Regions from separate parts of the Homo sapiens genome. Here region 1 is linked to region 2. The links are chromatin loops, found by intact Hi-C in ENCODE. Cell type or tissue: left lung. All regions are shown on one strand. Links, peaks and the distances in the headings refer to the core of each region. The heading gives the core; the rest is flanking DNA. Region 1 has its middle 7.6 kb from the start of C5AR1. Region 2 has its middle 28 kb from the start of MEIS3.

Region 1 (14,878 bases), core at 9,618-12,117, 86 kb before region 2:
ATGGGATCTCACTATGTTGCCCAGACTGATCATGAACTCCTGGCCTCAGGCATTCCTCCTATCTTGGCCTCCCAAAGTGCTGGGATCACAGGCTTGAGCCACCACGCCGGCCCACTCCTCATCCTTCAGTGGGAAGATTCGGAGGTATTTTCTGCTTGGTTTCTCAGAGCATCCCCAGCCGTATTGAGCCCCGGTTTCCCCCAGCTGTGACGCACTGATCAGCACGCGCTTATTGGCTTTTCTCTCATTTCTTTCTTATTTTTTTTTTTTTGAGATGGAGTCTTACTCTGTCGCCCAGGCTGGAGTGCAGTGGTGTGTTCTTGGGTCAGTGCAACTTCCGCCTCCCGGGTTTAAGAGATTCTCCTGCCTCAGCCTCCCAAGTAGCTGGGATTACAGGCGCCCGCCAGCATACTTGGCTAATTGTTGTATTTTTAGTAGAGACAGGGTTTCACCATGTTGGTCAGGCTGGTCTCGAGCTCCTGGCCTCAGGTGATCTGCCTGCCTTGGCCTCCCAAAGTGCTGGGATTACAGGTGTGAGCCACTGCGCCTGGCCTTGTTTCTGACTTGGTTCTCTAACTCACTCCTGCTTCCTGGGATCACCTCCCAAATAAACTGCCATCACCCAAGTCATTGTCTCAGAATCTGCGTTTGGGGAACCCAAGCAAATCTGCCACTCTTCTGTAGATGTTGATGTAGTTTCATATGTATTTCTTTGCCCACAAGACCTTGTTACCTTCTTGGAGGGCTTATTAAAATGGAGAAAATTGCCAGGTGCAATGGCTCATGACTGTAATCCTAGCACTTTGGGAGGCTCAGACAGGCGGATCACTTGCGGTCAGGAATTCTAGACCACCCTGGGCAACATGGCAAAACCCTGTCTCTACTAAAAATACAAAAATTAGCCAGGCATGGTGGCACACGCCTGTAAACCCAGCTACTCGGGAGGCTGAGGCAGGAGAGTCGTTTGAATCCGGGAGGTGGAGGCTGCAGTGAGCCGAGATTGCACCACTGCACTCCAGCCTGGGTGACAGAGCAAGACTCTGTCTAGAAAAAAAAAAAAAGAATACAAATTGCTTATTTCCAAGAAAACATCTCTGCCGTGCTTTCAGATTTTCAGCTGATTACAAATCACGCACCCATGATCAAATCCAACAAGAGATAGACCCCCTGCCATAAAGGAAGAAGGCTGGCTGGGTGTAGTGGCTTATGACTGCAATCCCAGTGCTTTGGGAGGCTGAGGCAGGAGGATCTCCGAGGCCAGCAGTTCAAGACCAGCTTGAGCAATATAGCGAGACACCCCCTCATCTCTCCAATAATAATAAAAAAAATCAGCCAGGCATGGTGGCGCGTGCCTGTAGTCCAATCTACTCGGGAGGCTGAAGTGGGAAGATTGCTCCAGGAGTTCGAGTCTGCAGTTGGCTGAGATCTCGCCACTGCACTCCAGCCAGGGCGGTAGAGCCAAACCTTGTCTCAATAAAATCTCCACAAGGGGGCGCCATCTACATGATGATAGCAGGAAGGGAACCGGCCAGTGTCTCCTGGTGACGTACTCATTCAGCGCTTCTTATACCTTAAAGGTGACCAGGAATCACCTGGGGGTCTTGTTAAAATGCAGGTTCTAATTCAGCAGGGCTGGAGCAGGACCACAGCTCTTGCATTTCCCTCCCTCCTTCCTTCCTTCCTCCCTCCCTCCCTCCCTTCCTCCCTCCCTCCCTCCCTTCCTTCTCTTTCTTCTTTCTTTCCTTCTCTCTCTCTCTCTCTTTTTTTTTTTTTGACAGAGTCTCGCTCTGTCACCCAAGCTGGAGTGCAGTGGTGTGATCTCGGCTCACTGCAGCCTTCACCTCCTGGGTTCAAGCAGTTCTCCTGCCTCAGCCTTCCGAGTAGATGGTGTCAGGCCTCTGAGCCCAAGCTAAGCCATCATATCCCCTGTGATCTGCACGTATACATCCAGATGGCCTGAAGTAACTGAATAATCACAAAAGGAGTGAAAATGGCCTGTTCCTGCCTTAACTGATGACATTCCACCACAAAAGAAGTGAAAATGGCCAGTCCCTGCCTTAACTGATGACATTACCTCGTGAAATTCCTTCTCCTGGCTCATCCTGGCTCAAAAGCTCCACCACTGAGCACCTTGTGACCCCCCACCCCTGCCAGCCAGAGAACAACCCCCTCTGACTGTAATTTTCCTTTACCTACCCAAATCCTATAAAACAGCTCCACCCCATCTCCCTTCGCTGACTCCCTTTTTGGACTCAGCCCTCCTGCACCCAGGTGATTAAAAGCTTTATTGCTCACACAAAGCCTGTTTGGTGGTGTCTTCACACGGACGCGAGTGAAAGATGGGATCACAGGCCCCCACCACCACGCCCAGGTAATTTTTTGTATTTTTAGTAGAGACAGGGTTTCACTATGTTGGTCAGGCTGGTCTCGAACTCCTGGCCTCAGGCAGTCTACCTGCCTTGGCCTCCCAAAGTGCTGGATTACAGGCGTGAGCCACTGCGCCCCGCCAAGATCTTGCATTTCTAACATGTCCAGGAAGCTTGATGATGCGGATCGAGAAAACACACTTTGGTAGCGAGGGGGCTATGGCCTTAAAGTTGGGTAACTGAAGGGGACTCCCCACCTGGACCCGTTTGCCCTGTTCCTCAAGCCAGCTCAGGTTAGCATCTTCATTATTTTATTATTTGTATTTTTTTTGAGACAGAGTCTTGTTTTGTCACTCAGGCTGCAGTACAGTGGTGCAATCTCTGCTCACTGCAGCCTCCACCTCCCGGGTTGAAGTGATTCTCCTGCCTCAGCTTCCTAAATAGCTGGGATTACAGGCACCCGCCACCACTCCCAGCTAATTTTTGTATTTTTAGTAAAGATGGAGTTTAGCCATGTTGGCCAGGCTGGTCTTGAACTCCTGACCTCAAGTGATCTCCCCACCTCAGCCTCCCAAAGTGTTGAGATTACAAGCATGTGCCACCATGCCCATCTAATTTTTTTTTTTTTTTTTTTTTTTTTTTTTTTTTTGAGACGGAGTCTTGCTCTGTTGCCCAGGCTAGAGTGCAGAGGTGCGATCTTAGCTCACTGCAAGTTCTGCCTCCCAGGTTCATGCCATTCTCCTGCCTCAGCCTCCCGAGTAGCTGGGACTACAGGCACCCGCCACCATGCCCGGCTAATTTTTTTGTATTTTTAGTAGAGATGGGGTTTCACCATATGAGCCGGGATGGTCTCGATCTCCTGACCTCGTGATCTGCCCGCCTCAGCCTCCCAAAGTGCTGGGATTAAGGTGTGAGCCACTGTGCCCGGCCAATTTTTGTATTTTTAATCAAGACAGGGTTTCGCCATGTTGGCCAGGCTGGTCTCAAACTCAAGGCCTCGAGCAATCCTCCTACCTCGGCCTTCAAAGTGCTGAGATTATAGGTGTGAGTCCCTGCATCTGGTTCTAACTGTATTTTTGTACCCATTAACCCATTTTTCTTTATGTCTCCCTCCCACCTTCCCTTCTCAGCCTCAGGTAAGCAACATTCGACTCGAATCACACTCTTAAACACTTACAACTTTAGAATTAGAGAATTCTAGAATTTTCAGTGTAATAATATCAGCTTCCATTCTGTATTTTTTTTTTTTTTTAGTTGTTTTAGAGACACAGTCTTACTCTGTTGCCCAGGCTGGAGTGCAGTGGCACAATCACAGCTCACTGCAGCTGGTCGGATAACTCCTGGGCTCAAGTGATTCTTCCACCTCGGCCTCCTGAGTAGCTGGGACTACAGGTGTGTGCTACTGTGCCTGGCTAATTTAAAACAATTTTTTTTTTGAGACGGAGTCTTGCTCTGTTGCCCAGGTTGGAGTGCAGCGGTGCAATCTCGGCTCACTGCAAGCTCCGCCTCCTGGATTCATGCCATTCTCCTGCCTCAGCCTCCCGAGTAGCTGGGACCACAGGCGCCCACCACCACGCCCGGCTAATTTTTTGTATTTTTAGTAGAGACGGGGTTTCACCGCGTTAGTCAGGATGGTCTCGATCTTCTGACCTCATGATCCGCCCACCTCGGCCTCCCAAAGTGTTGGGATTATAGGCGTGAGCCACCGCGCCTGGCCAAAAACAATTTTTTTCTGTAGAAATGGGGTCATGCTATGTTGGCCTGGCTGGTCTCGAACTCCTGAGCTCAGTGATCCTCCCACCTCAGCCTCCCAAAGTGCTGGGATTACAGGTATGAACCACCACGCCTGGCCTCCATTCTGCATTCTGTGAGCTTGCACGTCTCATCTCCACCTACTTTGTTGGTTATGAAGGCTTAGAAGAGCCCCTGGTCCTGAGCAAGCACTATGATTATTACTATTATTTTAAAATTATTATTATTATTTTTGAGATGGAGTTTCGCTCTGTTCGCCCAGGCTGGAGTGCAATGGCGACATCTCGGCTCATTGCAACCTCTGCCTCCTGGGCTCAAGTGATTCGCCTGCCCCAGCCTCCCCAGTAGCTGGGATTACAGGTGCGTGACACCATGCTTGGCTGATTTGTGTATTTTATTTATTTATTTATTTTGAGACGGAGTCTTGCTCTGTCGCCCAGGCTGGAGTGCAGTGGCATGATCTTGACTCACTGCAACCTCCGCCTCCCAGGTTCAAGCAATTCTCCTGCCTCATCCTCCCGAGTAGCTATGATTATAGGCACATGCCGCCACGCTTGGCTAATTTTTGTATTTTCAGTACAGATGGGGTTTTACCATGTTGGACAGGCTGGTCTCGAACTCCTGACCTCGTGATCTGCCTGCCTTGGCCTCCCAAAGTGCTGGGATTACAGGCGAGTGACATCATGCCTGGCTAAATTGTGTATTTTATTTATTTATTTTTTTTGAGATGGAGTCTTGCTCTGTCACCCAGGCTGGAGTGCAGTGGCATGGTCTCAGCTCACTGCAACCTCTGCCTCCTGGGTTCAAGTGGTTCTCCTACCTCAGCCTCCTGAGTAGCTGGGACTACAGGCGTGTGTGACCACACCCGGCTAATTTCTGTATTTTTAGAAGAGACGGGGTTTCACTATGTTGGCTGCGCTGGTCTCGAACTCCTGATCTCGTGATCCGCCCGCCTCGGCCTCCCAAAGTCCTGGGATTACAGGCATGACCCACCAGGCCCAGCCACCCGGCCCTATTTTTATTATTATTGCTGGTGCTGATGTTTTCTGCCCGCCTTTGAGATGCCCTCAGCTTGGCGCATCCTCCAGCTTCCTCCTGCCTGTATCCCTCCCCCGGTGCTTATTGCGGCCTCTGGGCCTTACTCAGACCCCCCGTGGTGCTAGAGTTTCTGGTAAGTTGGTCAGGCCAGGGTCGGATAACTGCATGGGCACAAGCATTGCCGCTGATGAGCCCACCACATCCTGCCTCAAAAGCCACTGTGGCCACAGCTGAGGAACCCTCGTGCCAAGGGAGTGGAGGGTGGTAAGTGGTGGTCAACCAGCCCAGTTTGGCTGGTTCTGGGCTTCCTGTGGCCGCTGGCAAGCTGGTGGCTGGGCACAGCTGCTTCTCCTTGGGATGTGGTAGCTGCAGCCGCCTGCTCAGTCCATCCTTCCTGATGGGGGTTGGCATTGCACGGTGCGATGGGTTTGTGAATGCAAAATAACATGTGCTCCATGTGCCCTTTGGTCATGATTTCTTTCTTTCTTTCTTTCTTTCTTTCTTTCTTTCTTTCTTTCTTTCTTTCTTTCTTTCTTTTTCTTTCCTTCCTTCCTTCCTTCTTTCTTTCCTTCCTTCCTTCCGCCTTTCTTTCTCTTTCTTTCTCTCTCTCTTTCTTTCTCTCTTTCTTTCTCTTTCTTTTTCTTTCCCTCCCTCCCTCCTTCTCTCCTTTCCTTCCTTCCCTCCCTCCTCTCTCTCTTTCTCTGTTTCTCTTTCTCTATTTCTCCTTCCTTCCTTCCTTCCTTCCTTCCTTCCTTCCTTCCTTCCTTCCTTCGTCTTGTCTTGTCTTTTTCTTTTCTTTTCTTTTCTTTCTTTTTTTTTTTTGAGACAGAGTTTCACTCTTGTTGCCCAGGCTGGAGTGCAGTGGCGCGATCTCAGCTCACCACAACCTCCGCGTCCTGGTTTCAAGCGATTCTCCTGTCTCAGCCTCCCGAGTATCTGGGATTACAGGCACGTGCCACCAGGCCCAGCTAATTTTGTATTTTTAGTAAAGACAGGGTTTCTCCATGTTGGTCAGGCTGGTCGTGAACTCCCAACCTCAGGTGATTCTCCCGCTTCGGCCTCCCAAAGTGCTGGGATTACGGGTGTGAGCCACCGCACCCGGCCTTTTTTCTTCCCTTCCTTTCCCTTCCCTCCCCTCCCCTCCCCTCCCCTCCCCTCCCCTCCCTTCCCTTCCCCTCTCCTCTCCTCCCTTCCTCTTCTCTTCCCTTCCCTTCACCATGTTGGCCAGGCTGGTCTCGAACTCCTGGCCTCAGGTGATCCGTCCGCCTAGGCCTCCCAAAGTGCTGGAATTACAGGCGTGAGCCACTGCGCCCAGCATAAAAAAAGGACTTCTATTGATATATAAAAATACAGACAGAAGAGTTCACCAATAATAAGCTTAAAGAATTTTTACAGCTGAATATCCCTGTGTAACCAACACTCAGATCAAGAAAAAGACTTTTCCCAGCATCCAGACCCCCGCCTTCCGTTTTTACCCCTCAAAAATAACTTCTTTCCTGGCTTATAACATCGAAGTCTAGTTTTGTGTGTTCTTGATTTTTTTTTTTTTTTTGAGTTGGAATCTTGCTCTGTCACCCAGGTTGGAGTGAAATGGCATGATCTCGGCTTACTGCAAACTTCACCTCCCGGGTTCAAGTGATTCCTGTGTCTCAGCCTCCCAAGTAGCTGGGATTACAGATACCCGCCACCATGCCCGACTAATTTTTGTAGTTTTAGTAGAGATGGGGTTTTGCCATGTCGGCCAGGCTGGTCTGGAACTCCTGACCTCAGGTGATCTGCCCACCTCGGCCTCCCAAAGTGCTGGGATTATAGATGTGAGCAGCCATTCCTGGCCTTATTGAGATCTTTTACAATCTGTTTTTTTGGTACTAAGTCTTTGAAATCCAGTATGTGTGTCATTTTCACGGCCCATGTTAATATGGACTCACTGTATTTCAAGCACTCAGTGCCCAGATGTGGCTGGTGGCTGCCGTAATGGGCATTGCTGGTCTGGATCTTGAAGAAGAGGATGAAGGGACACTGGCACAAAAGTTACCAACACAGGCCAGGCGCAGTGGCTCATGCCTGTAATCCCAGCACTTTGGAAGGCCGAGGCAGGTGGGTCATCTGAGGTCGGGAGTTTGAGACCAGTCTGACCAACATGGAGAAACCCCATCTCTACTAAAAATACAAAATTAACCTAGCGTGGTGGCACATGCCTATAATCCTAGCTACTCGGGAGGCTAAGGCAGGAGAATAGCTTGAACCCGGGAGGCGGAGGTTGTGGTGAGCCGAGATTACACCATTGCACTCTAGCCTGGGCAACAAGAGCGACACTCCATCTCAAAAAAAAAAAAAAGTTACCAACATAAAAAATGGTGTGTACACACTCTGTCCTGCAATTTCATTTCTAGAGAGTCATCTACCATAAATACTTGTACATGCATACGAGAATATATATACAAAGGTGCTCATTATATTATAACCCAAAATATTGGAAACCACCTAAAATTTCACCATTAGGGAGGTGATTGAGTAAGCAAATTTAAAACTAACAACAGACTTCTTCTTCTTTTCCTTCTTCTTTTTTTTTTTTCTTTTGAGACGGTGTCTCGCTCTGTCGCCCAAGCTGGAGTGCAATGGCGCGGTCTCGGCTCACTTCAACCTCCACCTCCTGGTTCACACGATTTTCCTGCCTCAGCCTCCCAAGCAGCTGGGATTACAGGCGTGTGCCACCACGCCTGGCTAATTTTTGTATTTTTAGTAGAGACAGGGTTTCACCATGTTGGCCAGGCTGGTCTCGAACTGCTGACCTCGTGATCCACCTGCCTCGGCCTCCCAAAGTGCTGGGATTACAGGCGTGAGCCACCGCATCCGGCCTTCTTCTTCTTCTTTTCTTTTTTGAGACAGGGTCTCGCTCTGTCACCCAGGCTGGGTGATCATAGACAGTGGTGCGATCATAGCTCACTGCAGCCTCAATCTCCCAGGCTCAGGTGATCCTCCCACCTCAGTCTCCAGAGTAGCCGGGACCACAAGTGTGCACCACTACACTTGGCTAATTTTTGTATTTTTTGTAGACATGGGGTTTCTTCATGTTGCCCAGGCTGGTCTTGAACTCCTGGCCTCAAGCAATCCTCCCTCCTTGGCCTCTCAAAGTGCTGGGATTACAGGCGTGATCCACTGCACCCAGCTAAAGGATTTCTTATGCTGTTAAAACAGAACAAAGTGTTTTAAAATGTATTTACAAAAACATCATTCTGACGCCAGGTGCAGTGGCTCTTGCCTGCAATCCCAACACTTTGGGAGGCTGAGGTGAGAGGATTACTTGAGCCCAGGAGTTCGAGACAAGCCTGGGCAACATAGTGAGACCCCCGACTCTACAAAAAATAATAAAACCAAAATGAAAACCAAAACGTTATCCAGAAAAACAAAGTGATAAAGTACATTACTGGGGCCCAGCATGGTGGCTCACACCTGTAATCCTAGCACTTTGGGAGGTCGAGGTGGGAGGATCACCTGAGGTCAGGAGTTCGAGACCAGCCTGGCCGACATGGCGAAACCCCATCTCTACTAAAAATACAAAAATTTGGTGGCTCATGCCTGTAATCCCAGCACTTCGGGAGGCCAAGGCGGGCGGATCACGAGGTCAGGAGATCAAGACCGTCCTGGCTAACACGGTGAAACCCTGTCTCTACTAAAAAAAAAAAAATACAAAATATTAGCTGGGCATGGTGGCGGGCGCCTGTAGTCCCAGTTACTCGGGAGGCTGAGGCAGGAGAATGGCGTGAACCTGGGAGGCGGAGCTTGCAGTGAGCCGAGATCACGCCACTGTACTCCAGCCTGGGCAACAGAGTGAGACTCCATCTCAAAAAAAAAAAAAAAAAATTAGCCGGGCGTGGTGGCTGGGCGCCTATAATCCAAGCTACTTGGGAGACTGAGGCAGGAGAATCTCTTGAACTTGAGTGGCGGAGGTTGCAGTGAGCCGAGATTGTGCCACTGGACTCCAGCCTGGGCGACAAATTGAGACTCTGTCTCAGAAAAAAAAAAAAAAGTTATTGGAACAACTGGTGAAATTTCAGTGAGGGCTGAGTATAGTGTGGTATCAGTGGCATATTTCCTTATTTTGATAAATATATTGTGGTTATGTCAGAGAATATCCTGTCATAACCGCAATATAAGAGATACACAGTAACAAATTTATGGTAAAGGAGCATGATGTTTCCAAAGTACTCTCAAATGATTCCAGGAAAAACATAAGTAGACATAGATATATACGCCTGTATTATTTTTCTAGGGTTTACCAGCCCCCACAATTGCATGAGCCAATTTCTTTTTTTCTGTGTGTGTGTGACAAAGTTTCGCCCTTGTCACTCAAGGCTGGAGTGCAATGGCACGATCTCGGCTGACTGCAACCTCCACCTCCCGAGTTCAAGTGATTCTTCTCCCTCAGCCTCCCAAGTAGCTGGGATTACAGGTGCCCACCACCACACCTGGCTAATTTTTTGTATTCTTAGTAGAGATGGGGTTTCACCATGTTGGCCAGGCTGGTCTTGAACTCCTGACTTTCAGGTGATCCACCCGCCTTAGCCTCCCAAAGTGCTGGGATTACAGGCGTCAGCCACCGTGCCCGGCCTCTGTCTTTTTTTTTTTTTTTTTTTCGAGACAGGGTCTTGCTCTTTTGTCCAGGTTGCAGTGCAGTGGCACAATCATAGGTCACTGCAGCCTCGACCTCCTGGGCTCAGGTGATCCTCCTGCCTCTGCCTCCTAAGTAGCTAGGACTATAGGTGTGCTCCACCACACCTGGATAATTTTTTGTGTTTTGTAGAGATGGGGGTTTCACTATGTTACTTAGGCTGGTCTGGAACTCCTGGACTCCAGTGATCTTCCCACCATGGCCTCCCAAAATGCTAGGATTACAGGCATGAGCCATTGCTTCTGGCCCCAATTGCTTTCTTTTTCTTTCTTTCTTTTTTTTTTTTTTTGAGGCAGAGTCTCACTTTGTCGCCCAGGCTGGAGTGCAGTGGTATGATCTCGGTTCACTGCAACCTCTTCCTCCTGAGTTCAAGTGATTCTCCTGCCTCAGCCTCCCAAGTAGCTGGGACTACAGGTGCCTGCCACCATTCCCAGCTACTTTTTTGTATTTTTATTAAAGACGGGGTTTCACAATGTTGGTCAGCCTGGTCTCGAACTCTTTACCTCAAGTGATCTTCCCTCCTCGGCTTCCCAAAGTGCTGGGATTACAGGCGGGAGCCAACGCACCCGGCCGCTTTTACTATTCTTGCAACTTTTTTCATTTGACATTCCATCGAAATAAAAAGTTAAAAAAATTCTTTTTCTTCTGAGGGGGTGTTTTATCAAGGACACCTTTATCAAGGGTCCCGGGCCTAAAAATGTTAAGAACCCATGATTTACGGCTGAGGAGGCAACTTCCATCCAAAATCCTAAAAGTCAAGTTCCTGTGACCTGGCTTCCTGAACCTCCCCGCTCCTGCGCCCCCTGGAGGTCAGGGCTAGAACAACACGGCATTCCTATAATGCTCCAAATCGCCACAAATCGACCTTGGAAATCCTGGGTGAGTAACGCAGACTGCGCACATGGCTTCAATTAGCGGAACTAAAACTTGCTGAACATCGTGTACCCGCGTGTCCATGGCCAAACACAAACTCCACCTTTGTAAAAGTCTAGGTGAATTCCCAGCTGAATTCAGAAGCGTGACAGGAATGGGACTTTTCATTGGTGTCTTTTTCTTTTTTCTATTTTTAGAGTGGGGAGGAGTGTATTTCTGGATTGTTTAAATATTTACAATGAGCATGCATTTCCTTTGCAATTAAAAGAAAACCAGATTTTTTTTTTTTTTTTTTTGAGGCAGAATGTTGCTCTGTCCCCAGGCTGGAGTGCAGTGGCGCGATCTCGGCTCACTGCAACCTCTGCCTCCCGTGTTCAAGCAATTCTCCTGCCTCAGCCTCCTGAGTAGCTGGGACTACAAGTGCCCGCCACCACGCCCAGCTAATTTTTGTATTTTTAGTAGAGACGGGGTTTCACCATGTTAGCCAGGATAGTCTCAATCTCTTGAACTGGTGATCTGCCTGCCTCGGCTTCCCAAAGTGCTGGGATTACAGGCATGAGGACCGCACCCGGCCGAAAACCAGATTTTTAAAAATTGAAGTTTGCTGTAGAAAAATACTGTGGGAGAAAGTTGTGGGTGGTGTTTTGTAGAGTCGCAGAAGGACATGGGAAAAAAAAATTGAGTGTGTTTCTGTAATCATCATAACAATCACACTCATTGTGCCGTAGGCTCCAAGGGAGGGCTCTGAGCTGTGGTTACCAGATAAAATACAAGATTCTCAGGTAAAATGTGAAAAAAAAAATATTTTTGTGATCTTAACTCACTGCAGTCTTGATCTCCTGGGCTGAAGTGATCCTCCTGCCTCAGCCTCCCAGGTAGCTGGGACCACAGGCACGTGCCACCATGCCCAGCTAATTTTTAATTTATTTTGTTGAGATGGGATCTCACTATGTTGCCCAGGCTGCTCTCAAACTCCTGGCCTCAAGCGATCTTTCCTCGGTGTCCCCATGCCCTGGGATTACAGGTATGAAGCACCAGGCCCAACCCTGAAATTTAAAGTTAACTGGGCAGTCTGTAATGTGTTTTTGTTTGTGTAGGTGTGTGTGCTAAATCAGGCAACCCCCTATTCTGAGCAGAGGAGTGCTTTGATCTGACTTAGATTTTAATAGGCTCCCTCTGGTTGCTGGTGGAGATGAGACTACGGAGGGGGGGCAGTGAAGATCCCAGAGAGGAGGCTGCTGTAATGGTCCAAGCAGAAGGTGATAGTGATTTGGATCAGGGTAACAGAGCCGAGGTGGTGAGAGGTTGACAGGTCATGCATCTATTTCGAAGGAAAGGCCATGTCCAGGCTCCTTAGCTCGGCATTCAAGGCTTCTCTCCACCACTGGACACACTTACTCTCTAGCTTCTCAGACCCTGTTGCAGATAGAATCATGATCCCCAATGATGTCCACATCTTAATCCCCTGAACCTGTGAACAGGTGACCTTCCATGGCAAAAGGGACTTTGCAGATAGGATGAAGTTAAAGATCTTTAGATGGGGGAGCGATTATCCTGGATTGGGTCTGGGTGGGCTCAGTGGAATCACAAGAGTCCTTATATGAGGAAGATAGAAATTTGAGACATACGGTAGAGGAGGAGGTGATGAGACCACAGAGGCAGGGACGGGCGTGGTGCAACCACAAGCCAAGGAATTTCAGGAGCCACCTGAAGGTGGGAGAGGCAAGGAACAGATTCTCCCCTGGAACCTCTGGAGGGAGTGGTGACATCTTGATTTTGGACTTCTGGCCTGCAGAACCATGCCAAAATAATTGTCTGGCTTTTTTTTTCTTTTTTTTTCCTTGAGGTGGAGTCTTGCTTTGTCGCCCAGGCTGGAGTGCAGTGGTGCCATCTTGGCTCACTGCAACCTCCACCTCCCGGGTTCAAGTAATTCTTGTGCCTCAGCCTCCCGAGTAGCTGGGACTACAGGCATGCACCACCACACCCAGGTAATTTATGTATTTTTAGTAGAGATGGGGTTTTGCCATGTTGGCCAGGCTGGTCTTGAACTCTTGACCTCAATGATCTGCCCGCCTCAGCCTCCCAAAGTGCTGGGATTGCAGGCATGAGCCACTGCGCCCGGTCCTGGTGTTAAGCCCGCAGTTTGTGCTAATTGGTTACAGCAGCCTCGGGAAGGTAATCTAGGCTCCTTCCTTGCCCCAGGCTCTAGGAAGTATCTTAGCCCCCAGCCCTGGGCTGCAGACCTGTACCAGTCCATGGCCTGCTAGGAACCATGCAGCATCGCAGGAGGTGAGTGGCAGGTGAGTAAGTGAAGCTTCATCTGTATTTATAGCCACGCCCCTTCGCTCATATTACCGCCTGATCTGTCAGATCAGGGGCGGAATTACATTCTCATAAGAGCGTGAACCCAGGCCGGGCGCAGTGGCTCAAGCCTGTAATCCCAGCATTTTGGGAGGCTGAGGCGGGTGGATCACGAGGTCAGGAGTTCGAGATCAGCCTGGCCAAGATGGTGAAACCACGTCTCTACTAAAAATACAAAAATTAGCCGGGTGCAGTGGTAGGCACCTGTAGTCCCAGCTACTCGGGAGGCTGAGGCAGGAGAATCGCTTGAACCTGGGAGGCGGAGGTTGCAGTGTGCCGAGATCGTGCCACTGCACTCTAGCCTGGGTGAGAGAGTGAGACTCCATCTCAAAAAAAAAAAAAAAAAAAAAAAGAGCATGAACCCTGTTGTGAACAGCGCATGTGAGGGATCTGGGTTGCAAGCTCCTTATGAGAATCTAATGCCTGATGATCTGTCACTGTATCCCATCACCCCCAGATAGGACCATCTCGTTACAGGAAAACAAGCTCAGGGATTCCACTGATTCTACATTATGTTGAATTGTATAATTATTTCATTATATATTACAATGTAACAATAATAGATGGAGATGGTTGTGGCTTGTGTAGTTGGGGGACAGGGTAGCTCCATTTTCTATTGCCAACTTTATAACCCTAGAAGGATGATTTTTTTCTTTTCTTTTCTTTTTCTTTTCTTTTTTTTTTTTTTGAGATTGAGTCTTGGTGTTGTCAGCCTGGGCTGGAGTGCAATGGTGCAATCTCTGCTCACTGCAACCTCCGCCTCCTGGGTTCCAGCAATTCTCCTGCCTCAGCCTTCTGAGTAGCTGAGATTACAGGCACCCACCACCACGCCTGGCTAATTTTTGTATTTTTAGTAGAGATGGGGTTTCACCATATTGGCCAGGCTGGTGACGATGGTTTTTTTTTTTTGAGACAGAGTCTTGCTTTGTTGCCCAGGCTGGAGTGCAGTGGCGCAATCTTGGCTCACTGCAACCTCTGCCTCCCAGGTTTAAGCAATTCTCCTGCCTCAGCTTCCCAAGTAGCTGGGATTACAGGCACCTGCCACCACACCTGGGTAATTTTTGTATTTTTAGTAGAGACAGGGTTTCACCATGTTGGCCAGACTCGTCTTGAACTCCTGACCTCAAGTGATTCATTTGCCTCAGCCTCCCAAAGTGCTGGGATTATAGGTGTGAGCCATTGCACCTGGCCCTAGAAGGAAGATTTAACAGTAAAATATACTTAAATGCTGGGCTACCTCCGCAGACTAGCTCAGCCTCTTTGGGTCTCAAATCAGCCTGGCCGGGAGGCTGAGTGGAGGTTACAGTCTCTGCTTTCTTGAATCCCAAGGGAGGGGTTTAAGCCAACTGCATTCCTGAGCTTTTGCCCAGAAGGCTGGCGTCTTAGGAGGAAAGAGATAGATGGCTCCAGGCCGGGCGCAGTGGCTCACACTTGTAATTCTAGCACTTTGGGAGGTTGAGGTGGGTGATTGCCTGAGCTCAGGAGTTTGAGTCCAGCCTGGCCAACATGGCGAAACCCCGTCTTTACTAAAAATACAAAAAATTAGCCGGGGGTGGTGACACACACGTGTAATCCCAGCTACTCGGGAGGCTGAGGCAGGAGAAGTGCTTGAACCCAGGAGGCAGAGGTTACAGAGAGCCGAGATTGCACCACTCCACTGCAGCCTGGGCGACACAGCAAGACTCTATCAAAAAAAAAAAAAAAAAAATGAGAGAGAAGAGATGGCCCCAAATAGGGAAACCAAGGCCAGGAGAGGGGCCGAGCCTGCACAGGAGCTTCCTCGGTTTTCCGAGCGCCGGCCCCCCTTCTCTGCCTG
Region 2 (14,878 bases), core at 6,361-8,860:
AGACATTGCAGTGAGCTGAGATTGTGCCACTGCACTCCAGCCTGGGCAACAGAGCAAGACCCCATCTCAAAGAAAAAAAGTATATAAACCCCTAGTCTTAGTCAGGGAGATGGATTTGAGAGTCATTTCCCATCTCCTTGGCTGCACATCTCATTAAAGCCTTCTTCTTGGCAATACTCGCTTTAGTGATTGGCTTTCTGTGCGACCAGCAGCAGGACCTGGACTGAACCCCTGATTTTTGGTAACAGATTCCATTCAACAGTTTTTTTTTTTTTTTTTTTTTTTTTTTTTTTTTTTTTTTTTTTGAGGCAGGGTCTCGTTCTGTTGCCCGGGCTGGAGTGCAGTGGTGCAATCTCAGCTTACTGCAGCCTCCACCTCCTGGGCTCAAGTGATCCTCCCAAATCAGTCTCCCAAGTACCTGGGATTACAGGCATGTGCCACCATGCCCAGCTAATTTTTGGGTGTGAATAGGTTTTTTTGTTTGTTTTTTGTAGAGAGTTTCACCATGATGCCCAGGTTGGTCTGGAACCATGGGCTTCCTTTCTTTCCAAGGAAGAAGGCTTTAATCAGATGCGTGGCTGAGGAGATGGGAAATCAGTCTCAAATCCGTCTCCCTAACTAAAACTAGGGGTTTATATACTTTTTTTCTTTGAGATGGGGTCTTGCTCTGTTGCCCAGGCTGGAGTGCAGTGGCACAATCTCAGCTCACTGCAATGTCTGCCTTCTGACACCAAGTGATCTTCCCACCTCAGCCTCCCGAGTAGCTGGGACTATAAGCGTGCACCACCACACCTGGCTAAATTTTGTGTTTGGTGATCTGCCCACCTCAGCTTCCCAAAATGCTGAGATTACAGGTGTGAGCCACTGCACCCGGCTCATTCAACAGTATTTATTTAATTTATTTATTTTTGAGGCGGAGTTTCGCTCTTGTTGCTGAGGCTGGAGTGCAATGGCTCAATCTCGGCTCACTGCAACCTCCGCCTCCCGGGTTCAAGTGGTTCTCCTGCCTCAGCCTCCCAAGTACCTGGGATTACAGGCGAGTGTCACCACACCCAGCTAATTTTGTATTTTTAGTAGAGACGGGGGTTTCTCTATGTTGGTCAGGCTGGTCTCGAACTCCCGACCTCAGGTGATCTGCCCGCCTCAGCCTCCTAAAAATGTTGAGATTACAGGCATGAGCCACCACGCTCAGCCTCAACAGTCTTTTAAAATGTTCCTCTTGAAGGCTAACATGCACAAATTATAAGTAAACAGCTTGGTGAATTTTCCCAGATGAAACATACCTGTGCCAGCAGCACCCAGATAAAAAAATAAAACACCAGCAGCCCTCCACCCGCTGCAGCCCAGCTCCTCCGTCTCCCAGGAGTGTCCAATATTCTTTTTTTTTGAGATGGAGTTTTGCTCTTGTCGCCCAGGCTGGAGTGCAACGGTGCAATCTCGGCTCCCTGCAACCTCTGCTTCTGGGATTCAAGCAATTCTCCTGCCTCAGCCTTCCGAGTATGTGGGATTACAGGCACCCGCCACCATGCCCAGCTAATTTTGCATTTTTAGTAGAGACGGGTTTTCACCATGTTGGCCAAGTTGGTCTTGAACTACTGACCTCAGGTGATCCTCCCGCCTCAGCCTCCCAAAGTGCTGGGATTACAGGCGTGAGCCACTGCACCCGGCCGTGACCAACATTCTTAATCTGTCCTCTAGTGCTGGCCACTCTAAAACTTCACAAGAATGTGCTGTCTGTGTCTAGCTTCTTTTACCCAACATGAGGTTGCATGGGCTTGGTTCATTCATTCTGTTCCATGAATTCATCACAATATATCCATTCTTTTGTCCAGGGACATTTGGCTTCCAGAAACCTACCCCTAACACCAGCCCTTCCCTCCCTCTGCAGAACAAAGGCCCCATCAGAGGGGACGTGCTGGGTGTCAGCGTCAGCTTCTGGGAGGAGGAAGGTCAGAGCTAAGGCCTGAAGGATGATGAGGTATCAGGTGGGTGGAGGGGAGACGCTCAGGAGGTGGGAAAGGCGGAGGTGCACAGGCTTGGTTCCAGGTACAAATAACGTTACTAGGAGCACACAGTACCTGGATTTTGATGAATACATTGTACATTTCTGTCCTGTATGTATCCAGGGTTATAGGACGTGATTATAGGACACGCATATATGTTTGGTTTTAGTGGACTCTTAAAAATTGTTTTCCAGGGGCCGGGCACAGTGGCTTACGCCTGTAATCCCAGCACTTTGGGAGGCCTAGGCGGGCAGATCACCTGAGGTCAGGAGTTCAAGATCAGCCTGACCAACATGGAGAAACCCCGTCTCTATTGGGAGGCCGAGGCGGGAGGATCACAAAGTCAGGAGATCGAGACCATCCTGGCTAACACGGTGAAACCCCGTCTCTACTAAAAATACAAAAAAATTAGCTGGGCGTGGTGGCGGGCGCCTGTAGTCCCAGCTACTCGGGAGGCTGAGGCAGGAGAATGGAGTGAACCCGGGAGGCAGAGCTTGCAGTGAGCCAAGATCGTGCCACTGCACTCCAGCCTGGTTGACAGAGCAAGACTCCGTCTCAAAAAAGAAAAAAAAAAAAAAAAAGAAAACCCGTCTCTACTAAAAATACAAAATTTAGCCAGGCATGGTGGCGCATGCCTGTAATCCCAGCTACTCCAGAGGCTGAGGCAGGAGAATTGCTTGAACCCGGGAGGCGGAGGTTGTGGTGAGCTGAGGTTGCGGTGAGCTGAGATTGCGCCATTGCACTCCAGCCTGGGCAACAAGAGCAAAACTCCGCCTCAAAAAAAAAAAGAAATTGTTTTCCAGGCCAGGTGCAGTAGCTCACACCTGTAATCCCAGCACTTTAGGAGGCTGAGGCGGGCGGATCACGAGGTCAGGAGTTTGAGATCAGCCTGGCCAACACGGTGAAACCTTGTCTCTATGAAAAATTCAAAAATTAGCCAGGTGTGGTGGCGGGCACCTGTAATCCCAGCTACTTGGGAGGCTGAGGCAGGAGAATCGCTTGAACCCAGGAGGTGGAGGTTGCAGTGAGCCAAGATTGCACTACTGCACTCCAGCATTGATGACAGATCTAGACTCCATCTCAAAAAAAAAAAAGAAAAAAAAAAAGAGTTGTTTACATATTCCTGAAACAAGTCGTTTGTTAGATATGCATATTGTAAATATTTTCTCCAAGTCTATACTTGCCTTTTCATTTCATTATTTCTATTTTTTGTAGAGACAGGCAGGGTCTTGCTGTGTTACCCAGGCTGGTCTCAAACTCCTGGCCTCAAGTGATCCTTCCGCCTCAGCCTCCCAAAATGCTGGGATTACAGGTGTGAAACAGTGCGCCTGACCCATCTTTATCATTTTCTTAACAGTATCTTTTGCAGAGCAGAATTTGTTTTTTTGAGACAGGGTCTCACTGTGTTGCCCAGGCTGGAATGCAGTGGTGTGATCATGGCTCACTGCAGCCTCGACCTGCCCGGGCTCAGGTGATCCTCTCACCTCAGCCTCCTGAGTAGCTGGGACTAGACGCACATGCTACCACACCTGGCTAATTTTTGTTTTTTTTTGTAGAGATGAGGTTTTGCCATATTGCCCAGCCTGGTCTTGACTTCCTGGGGCTCAAGTGATCCTCTCACCTTGGCATCCCAAAGTGCTGGGATTACAGGCATGAACTACTGCACCTGACCCACGTTTATCATTTTCTTAACAGTGTCTTTTGCGGAGCAGAAGTTGTTGTTGTTGTTGTTGTTTTGAGATAGGGTCTCACTGTGTTGCCCAGGCTGGAGTGCAGTGGCATAATCACAGCTCACTGCAGCCTCAGCCTCCTTGGGCTCAGGTGATTCTCCCAGTTCAGCCTCCTGAGTAGCTGGGACTACAGGCAGGTGCCACCACACCCAACTAATTTTTGTATTTTTTGTAGAGATGGCATCTGGCCATGTTGCCCAGGCTGGTCTCGAACTGGGCTTAAGCAATCCTCCCACGTTGGCCTTCCAAAGTGCTGGGATTACAGGTGTGAGTTGCTGCTCCTGGACAAGAGAAGTTTTGTATTTTGATGGAATTTCAAATTATCATTTTCTTTTGTCATTTCTACTTTTTCTGTTCTACCTAACAAATCTTTGCCTACCCTCAAGATCATGAAGTTTTTTCTTATGTTTTCTTCTAGTTTAATAGTTTTAGATTTTTAATATAAACCGTTAGGTCTGTGGTCCATTTCCAGTTAGGCATTGTGTATGATGTGAGTTAACGCTCATGGCTCATTTTTCTGCATATGGATGTCTAATGGTTCCAGAACCATTTTTTGAAAAAAGTATTCATTTCCCCATTGAATTAATTTAATACCTTTACTGAAAATCAGTAGACTAGGCTGGGCGCAGTGGCTCACGCCAGTAATCCCAGCACTTTGGGAGGCTGAAGCGGGCAGATCACTTGAGGTCAGGAGTTCAAGACCAGCCTGGCCAACATGGTGAAACCCTGTCTGTATGAAAAATCCAAAAATTAGCTGGGTGTGGTGGCATGCGCCTGTAGTCCCAGCTACTTGGGAGGCTGAGGCGGGAGGATCGCTTGAACCTGGGAGCAGAGGTTACAGTGAGCTGAGATCGCACCATTGCACTCCAGCCTGGGCGACAGAGCGAAACTCCGTCTCAGAGTAAATAAATAAGCAAAAATTAGCCTGGCATGGTGGTGGGCACCTGTAATCCCAGCTACTCAGGAGGCTGAGGCAGGAGAATCACTTGAACTTGGGAGGCAGAGGTTGCAGTGAGCTGAGCCGAGATCACGCCACTGCCCTCCAGCCTGGGCAACACAGTGAGACTCTGTCTCAAAAAAAAAAAGAGACAGATTCTCGCTTTCGCTTTGTCATCTGGGGTGGAGTGCAATAGAGCAATGGCTCAATCTCAGCTCACTGCAACCTCCACTTCCTGGATTCAAGTGATTCTCATGCTGCAGCCTCCAAAGTAGCTGGAATTACAGGCAAGCACCACCACGCCCAGCTAATTTTTTATTTTTATTATTTTTTATTTTTTTATTTTTTGTAGGGACAGGTTTTCACTCTGTTGGCCAGGCTGGTCTCAAACTCCTGGCTTCAAGTGATCTGCCTGCCTCAGCCTCCCAAAGTGTTGGGATTACAGGCGTGAGCTACCGCGCCTGGTCGGTTCTTCTTTAATTTAGCAATATTTCATAATTTTCAGAATACAGATCTTGCACAAACATAGTGCAGGCGCCCAGGCCACAGTTTCCCCTCACCAGGGGCCAACCATTGCTGAATCACAGAGAGCCCTGTGGGCCGGGAGTAGGCAAGGAGAATGTTGTCATCCTCATTTTGTATGGCTGCTTTATCATTTGTAAAAGGAAGTTAAGGATCGTTCCCACCTCACAAGTTGTTGTTGAGAGTTGATGCATTAGTCCACGTGCTTAGAGCAGGGATTGGCACATAAACGGTTCTCAGCAAACATCAGCTACAGTGATCACTAAGGCAACAGGAAAAGTAACCAACATTTGACTGTCACTCTTCTTCTGTGACATCAGAGACAAATAGGGCTACTTCCCAAGTCAGCAATATGGGTATAGGTTTTCTCTCTTACCTGCTGCACCCAATGAGTCCGTAGGCCCTGTCCTTCCTCCCTCCATCTTCTGCTGTGTGTGTGTGCGCACGTGTGTTTGAGACAGAGTCTTTTACTGTCACCCAGGATGGAGTGCAGTAGTGCAATCTCGGCTCACTGCAACCTCCGCCTCCCAGATTCAAACAATTCTTGTGCCTCAGCCTCCCAAGTAGCTGAGACTACAGGCATGCACCACCACGCCTGGCTAAACTTTTTGTATTTTTAGTAGAGGTGGGGTTTCACTATGTTGGCCAGGCTGGTCTTGAATTCCTGGGCTCAAGCGATCCTCCCACCTCTGCCTCCCAAAGTGCTGGGATTACAGGCGTGAGCCACTGCACCCAGCCATGTTTTGCTGTTTACCCCCTGCCAGTTGCTGTAGCAGCCACACACTGACCATCCCTGGAAGGTGACACATGCTCATTTTGGTGACACCCTCATCTCCAAAATGCCTGGCTCTGTTTCCCAATATCCTTTCTCTCTTTTTTTTTTTTAGATGGAGTCTTGCTCTGTCATGCAGGCTGGAGTGCAGTGGCACCATCTCAGCTCACTGCAGGCTCTGCCTCCTGGGTTCAAATGATTGTCCTGCCTCAGCCTCCTGAGTAGCTGGGATTATAAATGCCCGCCACCACGCCTGGCTAATTTTTGTATTTTTAGTAGAGACAGGGATTCACCATGTTGGCCAGGCTGGTCTCGAACTCCTGACCTCAAGTGATCCTCCCACCTCGGCCTCCCAAAGTACTGGGATTACAGGCATGAGCCACCATGCTGGGCCCCAATATCCTTTATGCACCTTCCTGCAGTCCCTGGATGAGCCCCTCCCTCCCTGTGCTCCTCCCCTCCTCGCCACCCTCTCGCCTCCACTCTGCCTCCCTGTGTACCAAAACCCCACAGACTGGATGACTTGAAACAACAGATCTCTCACATTCTTGGGGGCCAGAAATTGGAAGTCAAGGTGTTGGCTGGGCTGAGCTCCCTCGGGAACCTGCCAGGAGTCTTCCCTGCCTCTCTCTAGCTTCTGTCACACTGCCGGCAGTCCCCTTTTATAGAAGGGCATGTGTCATATTGGACCAGAGCCCACCCTATGACCTCATCTGAAAAGACCCTTTTTCCAAATAAGGTCACATGCACAGGCGCTGGGAAGAGGAATTAGCATACCCTCTGGCGGGACACAATTCAACCCATCCTACCCCGTCTAATCCACTGGAGGGATAAAGCGCTAGCCCGACTCTGTCCCTTCTCTGCTCAGAGTTCTTCCAGGACAATGAAATATCATTCAGCAATGAAAAGGAATGACAGGCTGGGCGTGGTGACTCACGCCTTTAATCCTAGCTCTTTGGGAGGCTGAGGCTTAAGCCCAGGAGATCGAGACCAGCCTGGACAACATAGTGAGACCCCATCTCTACAAAAGATACAAAAAATAGCTGGGCGTGGTGGTATATGCCTGTAGTCCTAGCTATTTGAGAGGCTGAGGTGGGAAGATCGCTTGAGCCTGGGTGATCCAGGTTGCAGTGAGCCGAGATCACACCACTGCACTCAGCCTGGGCAACGGAGCGAGACCCTGTCTCTAAAAAAGAAACAAAACAAAAAATACACACAAAAAAATGGAATGACTGACAGACACTACAGCAGTGCTGCAGCTGGAAGACATGCTACTGAAAGAAGCCAGTCACAAAGGGCAGTGTAGCGTGATTCCACTTACGTGAAATGTCCAGAATAGGCAAACCCATGGAGACAGAAAGGGGATTAGTGGTTGCCGAGGACTGGGGGCCGGCGATCACTGTTAGGAGGTTCAGAGTTTCTTTTGGGGATGTTGAAAATATTCTAGAATTGATTGTGGTGACAGGTGCACAACCCTATAAATACACTAAAAGCCATTGAACTGTACGCTTTAAATGGGTGAATTTTATGTATGAATCAGGTCTCAATGAAGCTGTTAACAAAAAGAACTCTATGGCTCTCCAGCGCCCCCTGGAGGGATGCAGGATCATTGCCTTCCCTCAAGGTTCCACCAGGCCGGCCTCCCTTCCGCGGCTCCCTCTATCCTGTCAGGGCCTGTGCACCTCCGCCTTCCCCATCTCCTGAGCTTCTCCCCTCCACCCACATCACGCCTCATCATCCTTCAGGTCTTAGCTCCCACCTTCCTCCTCCCGGAAGCCGACCCTGACGCCCAGCATGTCCCCTCTGATGGGGCCTTTGTTCTGCAGAGGGAGGGGAGGGGCTGGTGTTAGGGGTGGATTCCTGGAATTCTTTTTAAAAATGTATTATCTTTAGAGATAGAGTCTCATTCTGTTGCCCAGGCTGGAGTGCAGTGGCACAATCACAGCTCACTGCAGCCTCGACCTCCTGGGCTCAAGTGATCCTCCTGCCTCAGCCTCCCGAGTAGCTGGGACCACAGGCCTGCACCACCACATCTGGCTAATTGTTTAAACTTTTTGTAGAGACAGGTCTCACTATGTTGCCCAGGCTAGTCTCGAACTCCTGGCCTTAAGAGATTCTCCCACCTGGGCCTCCCAATGTGTTGGGATTACTGGCATGAACCACCGCCCGGCCAAGTCATAGCACTCTGGTGGCTGCTCTGACTCTGCTGTCCAAGCGGTAACCACCCACCTTGCCTTTGGTCATTAAGTTCTGTCACTTGGTCCCTGCCACCCTGAGATCCAATTATCCCCATTGGAGTCAGGCTTTCCGATTCTTGCTCTGTCCACCCAGGCTGGAGTGCAGTGGCGTAATCTCAGCTCACTGCAACCTCCGCCTCCCAGGTTCAAGCAATTCTCCTGCCTCAGCCTCCTGAGTAGCCAGGGATTACAGGCACCCGCCACCACACCCAGCTAATTGTTTTGTATTTTTAGTAGAGATGGGGTTTCATCTTGTTGGCCAGGCTGGTCTCGAACCCCTGACCTCAGTGATCCGCCTGCCTTGGCCTCCCAAAGTGCAGAGATTACAGGCGAGAGCCACCGTGCCCACCATAATTTTTGTATTTGTAAAGAGCCAGGATTTCACCATGTTGGCCAGGCTGGTCTTGAACTCCTGATTTCAGGTGATCCACCCACTTCGGCCTCCCAAACTCCCACTGTAAGTTCTGACCTAGGAGGAGCGCGATCGCAACACAACAATGCCGTGGACACAGACACGGTTGATAGAGACCAGCTTGTCACACAATCCCAACCCTAGTTCAGTCTTGTCAGGCCTCTGAGCCCAAGTCAAGCCATCACATCCCCTGTGACTTGCACGTATACGCCCAGGTGGCCTGAAGTAACTGAAGAATCACACAACAAGTGAATATGCCCTGCCCCACCTTAACTGATGACATTCCACCACAAAAGAATTGAAAATAGCTTGTTCCTGCCTTAACTGATGACACTATCTTGTGAAATTCCTTCTCCTGGCTCATCCTGGCTCAAAAGCTCCCCTACTGAGCACCTTGTGACCCCCCACTCCTGCCCGCCAGAGAACAACCCCCCTTTTTCCTTTACCTACCCAAATCCTATAAAACGGCCCCACCCTTATCTCCCTTCACTGACTCTCTTTTCCGACTCAGCCCTCCTGCACCCAGGTGAAATAAACATCTTTATTGCTCACACAAAGCCTGTTTGGTGGTCTCTTCACATGGACGCGCATAAAATTTGGTACCATGACTCGGATCAGGGGACCTCCCTTGGGAGATCAATCCCCTGTCTTCCTGCTCTTTGCTCCGTGAGAAAAGATCCACCTGTGACCTCAGGTCCTCAGACCCACCAGCCCAAGAAACATTTCACCAATTTCAAATCCGGTAAGCGGCCTCTTTTTACTCTCTTCTCCAACCTCCCTCACTATCCCTCAACCTCTTTCTCCTTTCAATCTTGGCACCACACTTCAATCTCTCCCTTCTCTTAATTTCAATTCCTTTCATTTTCTGGTAGAGACAAAGGAGACACGTTTTATCTGTGGACCCAAAACTCCGGTGCCGGTCACGGACTGGGAAGGCAGCCTTCCCTTGGTGTTTAATCATTGCAGGGACACCTCTCTGATTATTCACCCAGGTTTCAGAGGTGTCAGACCGCGCAGGGATGCCTGCCTTGGTCTTTCACCCTTAGCGGCAAGTCCCGCTTTTCTGGGGGAGGGGCAAGTACCCCAACCCCTTCTGTGTCTCTACCCCTTCTCCACCTTTTCTAGGGGGCAAGAACCCCCAATCCCTTATTTCCACATCCCGACCCCTTTCCCACTTTTCTGGAGGGTAAGAACCCCCGAACCCCTTCCCTCCGTGTCTCTATGCTCTCTTTTCTCTGGGCTTGCCTCCTTCACTATGGGCAACCTTCCACCCTCCATTCCTCCTTCTTCTCCCTTAGCCTGTGTTCTCAAGAACTTAAAACCTCTTCAACTCACACCTGACCTAAAACCTAAACCCCTTGTTTTCTTCTGCAACACCGCTTGGCCCCAATACAAACTGGGCAATGGCTCTAAATGGCCAGAAAACAGCACTTTCGATTTCTCCATCCTACAAGACCTAAATATTTTTTGTCAAAAAATGGGCAAATGGTCTGAGGTGCCTGACGTCCAGGTATTCTTTTACACATCGGTCCCTTTCTAGTCTCTGTTCCCAATGCAACTCGTCCCAAATCCTCCTTCTTTCCCTCCCGCCTGTCCCCTCAGTCCCAACCCCAAGCGTCGCTGAGTCTTTCCAGTCTTCCTTTTCTACAGACCCATCTGACCTCTCCCCTCCTCGCCAGGCCGAGCTAAGTCCCAATTCTTCCTCAGCCTCCGCTCCTCCACCCGATAATCCTTCTGTCGTCCTCACACCCAGGGTGTCCTCACACCCTGTCCAGCTTACAGTTTAGTTCCACGACTAGCTCTTCCCCACCTGCCCAACAATTTCCTCTTAGAGAGGTGGCTGGAGCTGAAGGCACAGTCAGGGTACATGTACGTTTTTCTCTATCAGACCTCTCTCAGGTGAGTCAGCGTTTAGGCTCTTTCTCATCAGACCCCACTAAACATATACAGGAATTCCGATATCTAACTCTGTCCTACAACTTAACCTGGAGTGACTTAATATCATCCTGACTTCTGCCCTCTCCCCAGATGAGTGGGAAAGAGTTTTTCTCTAGCCCAATCTCACGCTGATAACCGCCGGCTTCATGAGCCAGACCTCCAGGAAGGCAGTAGAGCAGTTCCCCGAGAGGGTCCCCAATGGAACTATCAGGCAAATTCCCCAGGTATAGCTAGGTGAGATTACATGGTTTCCTACCTAGTTGAAGGGCTTAAAAAGGCAGCTTACAAAGCTGTTAATTATGACAAACTTAAAGAAACTACCCAAGGTAAAGAGGAAAACCCAGCCCAGTTCGTGGCCCACTTAGCAGCAACACTTAGACGCTATACCGCCCTAGACCCAGAAGGGCCAGAAGGCCGCCTTATTCTTAATATGCATTTTATCACTCAGTCCACTCCTGACATTAGGAAAAAACTTCAAAAATTAGAATCTGGCCCTCAAACCCCACAACAGGAATTAAGCAACCTCGCCTTCAAGGTGTACAATAATAGAGAGGAAGCAGCCAGATGGCAACGCATTTCTGAGTTACAATTACTTGTCTCTGCTGTGAGACAAAACCCAGCCATACCTCCAGCTACAAGAACTTCAAAATGCCTAAGCAGCAGCAGTCAAGCATTCCTACAAGACTTCCTCCATCAGGATCTTGCTTCAAGTGCCAGAAATCTGGCCACTGGGCCAAGGAATGCCCACAGCCCAGGATTCCTTCCAAGCCATGTCCCATCTGTGCAGGGACCCACTGGAAGGCAGACTGCCCAGCTCACCCAGGAGCCACTCCTAGAGCCCCTAAAGCTCTGGCCCAAGGCTCTCTGACTGCTTCCCAGATCTTCTCGGCTTAGCGGCTGAAGACTGATGCTGCCCGATCGCCTCGGAAGCCCCCTAGACCATCACAGACGCCAAGCTTCATGCAACTCTCACAGTGGAAGGTAAGTCCGTCCCCTTCTTAATCAATATGGAGGCCACCCACTCCACATTACCTTATTTTCAAGGGCCTGTTTCCCTGCCACCATAACTGTTGTGGGTATTGACAGCCAGGCTTCTAAACCTTTTAAAACTCCCCAACTCTGGTGCCAACTTAGACGATACTCTTTAAAGCACTCCTTTTAGTTATCCCCACCTGCCCAGTTCCCTTATTAGGCCGAGATATTTTAACCAAATTATCTGCTTCCCTGACTGTTCCTGGACTACAGCTGCATCTCATTGCCGCCCTTCTTCCCAACCCAAAGCCTCCTTCGCGTCTTCCTCTTGTGTCCCACCTTAACCCACAAGTATAAGATACCTCTACTCCTTCCCTGGCAACCGATCACATGCCCATCACCATCCCATTAAAACCTAATCACCCTTACCCCGCTCAACGCCAATATCCCATCCCACAGCACGCTTTAAAAGGATTAAAACTTGTTATCACTCTCCTGCTACAGCATGGCCTTTTAAAGCCTACAAACTCCCCTTACAATTCCCCCATTTCACCTGTCCTAAAACCAGACAAGCCTTACAGGTTAGTTCAGGATCTGTGCCTTATCAACCAAATTGTTTTGCCTATCCACCCCATGGTGCCAAACCCATATACTCTCCTATCCTCAATACCTCCCTCCTCAACCCATTATTCTGTTCTGGATCTCAAACATGCTTTCTTTACTCTTCCTTTGCACCCATCATCCCAGCCTCTCTTCGCTTTCACTTGGACTGACCCTGACACCCATCAGGCTCAGCAAACTACCTGGGCTGTACTGCCGCAAGGCTTCACAGACAGCCCCCATTACTTCAGTCAAGCCCAAATTTCATCCTCATCTGTTACCTATCTCAGCATAATTATCATAAAAACACAGGTGCTCTCCCTGCTGATCGTGTCCAATTAATCTCCCAAACCTCAATCCCTTATAAAACAACTCCTTTCCTTCCTAGGCATGGTTAGTGTGGTCAGAATTCTTACACAAGAGCCAGGACCGCACCCTGTAGCCTTTCTGTCCAAACAACTTGACCTTACTGTTTTAGCCTAGCCCTCATGTCTGCGTGCAGCGGCTGCCGCTGCTTTAATACTTTTAGAGGCCCTAAAAATCACAAACTATGCTCAACTCACTCTCTACATTTCTCATAACTTCCAAAATCTATTTTCTTCCTCATACCTGACGCATGTACTTTCTGCTCCCCGGCTCCTTCAGCTGCACTCACTCTTAAGTCCCACAATTACCATTGTTCCTGGCCCGGACTTCAATCTGGCCTCCCACATTATTCCTGATACCACACCTGACCCCCATGACTGTATCTCTCTGATCCACCTGATATTCACCCCATTTCCCCATATTTCCTTCTTTCCTGTTCCTCACTCTGATCACGCTTGATTTACTGATGGCAGTTCCACCAGGCCTAATCGCCACACACCAGCAAAGGCAGGCTATGCTATAGTACAAGCCACTAGCCCGCCTCTTAGAACCTCTCATTTTCTTTCCATCGTGGAAATCTGTCCTCAAGGAAATCACTTCTCAGTGTTCCATCTGCTGTTCTACTACTCCTCAGGGATTATTCAGGCCCCCTCCCTTCCCTACACATCAAGCTCAGGGATTTGCCCCCACCCAGGACTGGCAAATTAGCTTTACTCAACATGCCCCGAGTCAGGAAACCAAAATACCTCTTAGTCTAGGCAGACACTTTCACTGGATAGGTACAGGCCTTTTCTACAAGGTCTGAGAAGGCCACCGCAGTCATTTCTTCCCTTCTGTCAGACATAATTCCTCAGTTTAGCCTTCCCACCTCTATACAGTCTGATAACAGACCAGCCTTTATTAGTCAAATCAGCCAAGCAGTTTTTCAGGCTCTTAGTATTCAGTGAAACCTTTATATCCCTTACGGTCCTCCGTCTTCAGGAAAAGTAGAACAGACTAAAGGTCTTTTAAAAACACACCTCACCAAGCTCAGCCGCCAACTTAAAAAGGACTGGACAATACTTTTACCTCTTTCGCTTCTCAGAATGCTGCAGGGTACAGCCTATTTGAGCTCCTGTATGGACAATCCTTTTTATTAGGCCCCAGTCTCATTCCAGACACCGGACCAACTTAGACTGTGCCCCCAAAAAACTTGTCATCCCTACTATCTTCTGTCTAGTCATACTCCTATTCTCCGTTCTCAACTACTCATACGTGCCCTGCTCTTGTTCACACTGCCGGTTTACACTGTTTCTCCAAGCCATCACAGCTGATATCTCCTCGTGCTATCCCCAAACTGCCACTCTTAACTCCTGAAGTAAACAAATAATCTTTGCTGGCAGGACTATGCTGAATCTCCTTAGGCACTCTCTAATCAGATGTCCTGAGTCGTCCCAATTCTTAGACATTTTATACCTGTTTTTCTCCTTCTCTTATTCCATTTAGTTTTTCAATTCATACAAAACTGTACCCAGGCCATCACCAATAATTCTAAATGACAAATGTTTCTTCTAACAACCCCACAATATCACCCCTTACCACAAAATCTTCCTTCAGCTTAATCTCTCCCACTCTAGGTTCCCACGCCGCCCCTAATCCCGCTTGAAGCAGCCCCGAGAAATCGCCCATTCTCTCTCCATACCACCCCCCAAAAAAATTTTCGCCGCCCCAACACTTCAACACTATTTTGTTTTATTTTTCTTATTAATATAAGAAGGCATGAATGTCAGGCCTCTGAGCCCAAGCCAAGCCATCGCATCCCCTGTGACTTGCACGTATACGCCCAGGTGGCCTGAAGTAACTGAAGAATCACAAAACAAGTGAATATGCCCTACCCGGCCTTAACTGATGACATTCCACCACAAAAGAAGTGAAAATAGCCTGTTCCTGCCTTAACTGATGTCACTGTCTTGTGAAATTCCTTCTCCTGGCTCATCCTGGCTCAAAAGCTCCCCCACTGAGTACCTTGTGACCCCCCACTCCTGCCCACCAGAGAACAACCCCCCTTTTTCCTTTACCTACCCAAATCCTGTAAAACAGCCCCGCCCTTATCTCCCTTCACTGACTCTCTTTTTGGACTCAGCCCTCCTGCCCCCAGGTGAAATAAACAGCTTTATTGCTCACACAAAGCCTGTTTGGTGGTCTCTTCACACGGACGCGCATGAAAAGTCTCATCGTCACAGTCAGGAACCTACACAGAGACACACAACCTATACCAAGGCACGTGTGACGGACACCGCCACTCAGCGACAGACACACACACCACATTCAGCAACAGGACACGGGCGGTGCCTCCAGCCACACCGACATCCCTCAACCACTGCCCTCGACCACCACATTCCAAGTCCAC

What was found. Hi-C counts contacts between places; a loop is a spot of excess contacts. Peaks named below come from ENCODE experiments on the same cell type or tissue, not always from the same donor. Only the 100,000 strongest peaks of a DNase experiment are listed, where the experiment ranks them.
Region 1: a loop joins it to region 2, with 5 times the contacts of the local background. A loop is called at or near these places in 90 of 110 quality-filtered maps.

Annotation. Positions count from the first base shown.
Region 1 is chr19:47,294,822-47,309,699 of GRCh38, forward strand. It overlaps a transcript of C5AR1 not described here. Among named protein-coding and RNA genes, the nearest start is that of C5AR1, 7.6 kb to the right of the region's middle. In left lung, for the core only: a CTCF peak has its summit at 10,657 (motif pointing left); a DNase peak (open chromatin) is centred at 10,640.
Region 2 is chr19:47,384,064-47,398,941 of GRCh38, forward strand. No RefSeq gene overlaps it. Among named protein-coding and RNA genes, the nearest start is that of MEIS3, 28 kb to the right of the region's middle. RefSeq lists enhancers at 8,245-8,891, 8,892-9,539, 14,095-14,762. In left lung, for the core only: CTCF peaks have their summits at 7,563 (motif pointing left) and 7,769; a DNase peak (open chromatin) is centred at 7,578; H3K27ac peaks cover 380 bases; H3K27me3 peaks cover 736 bases.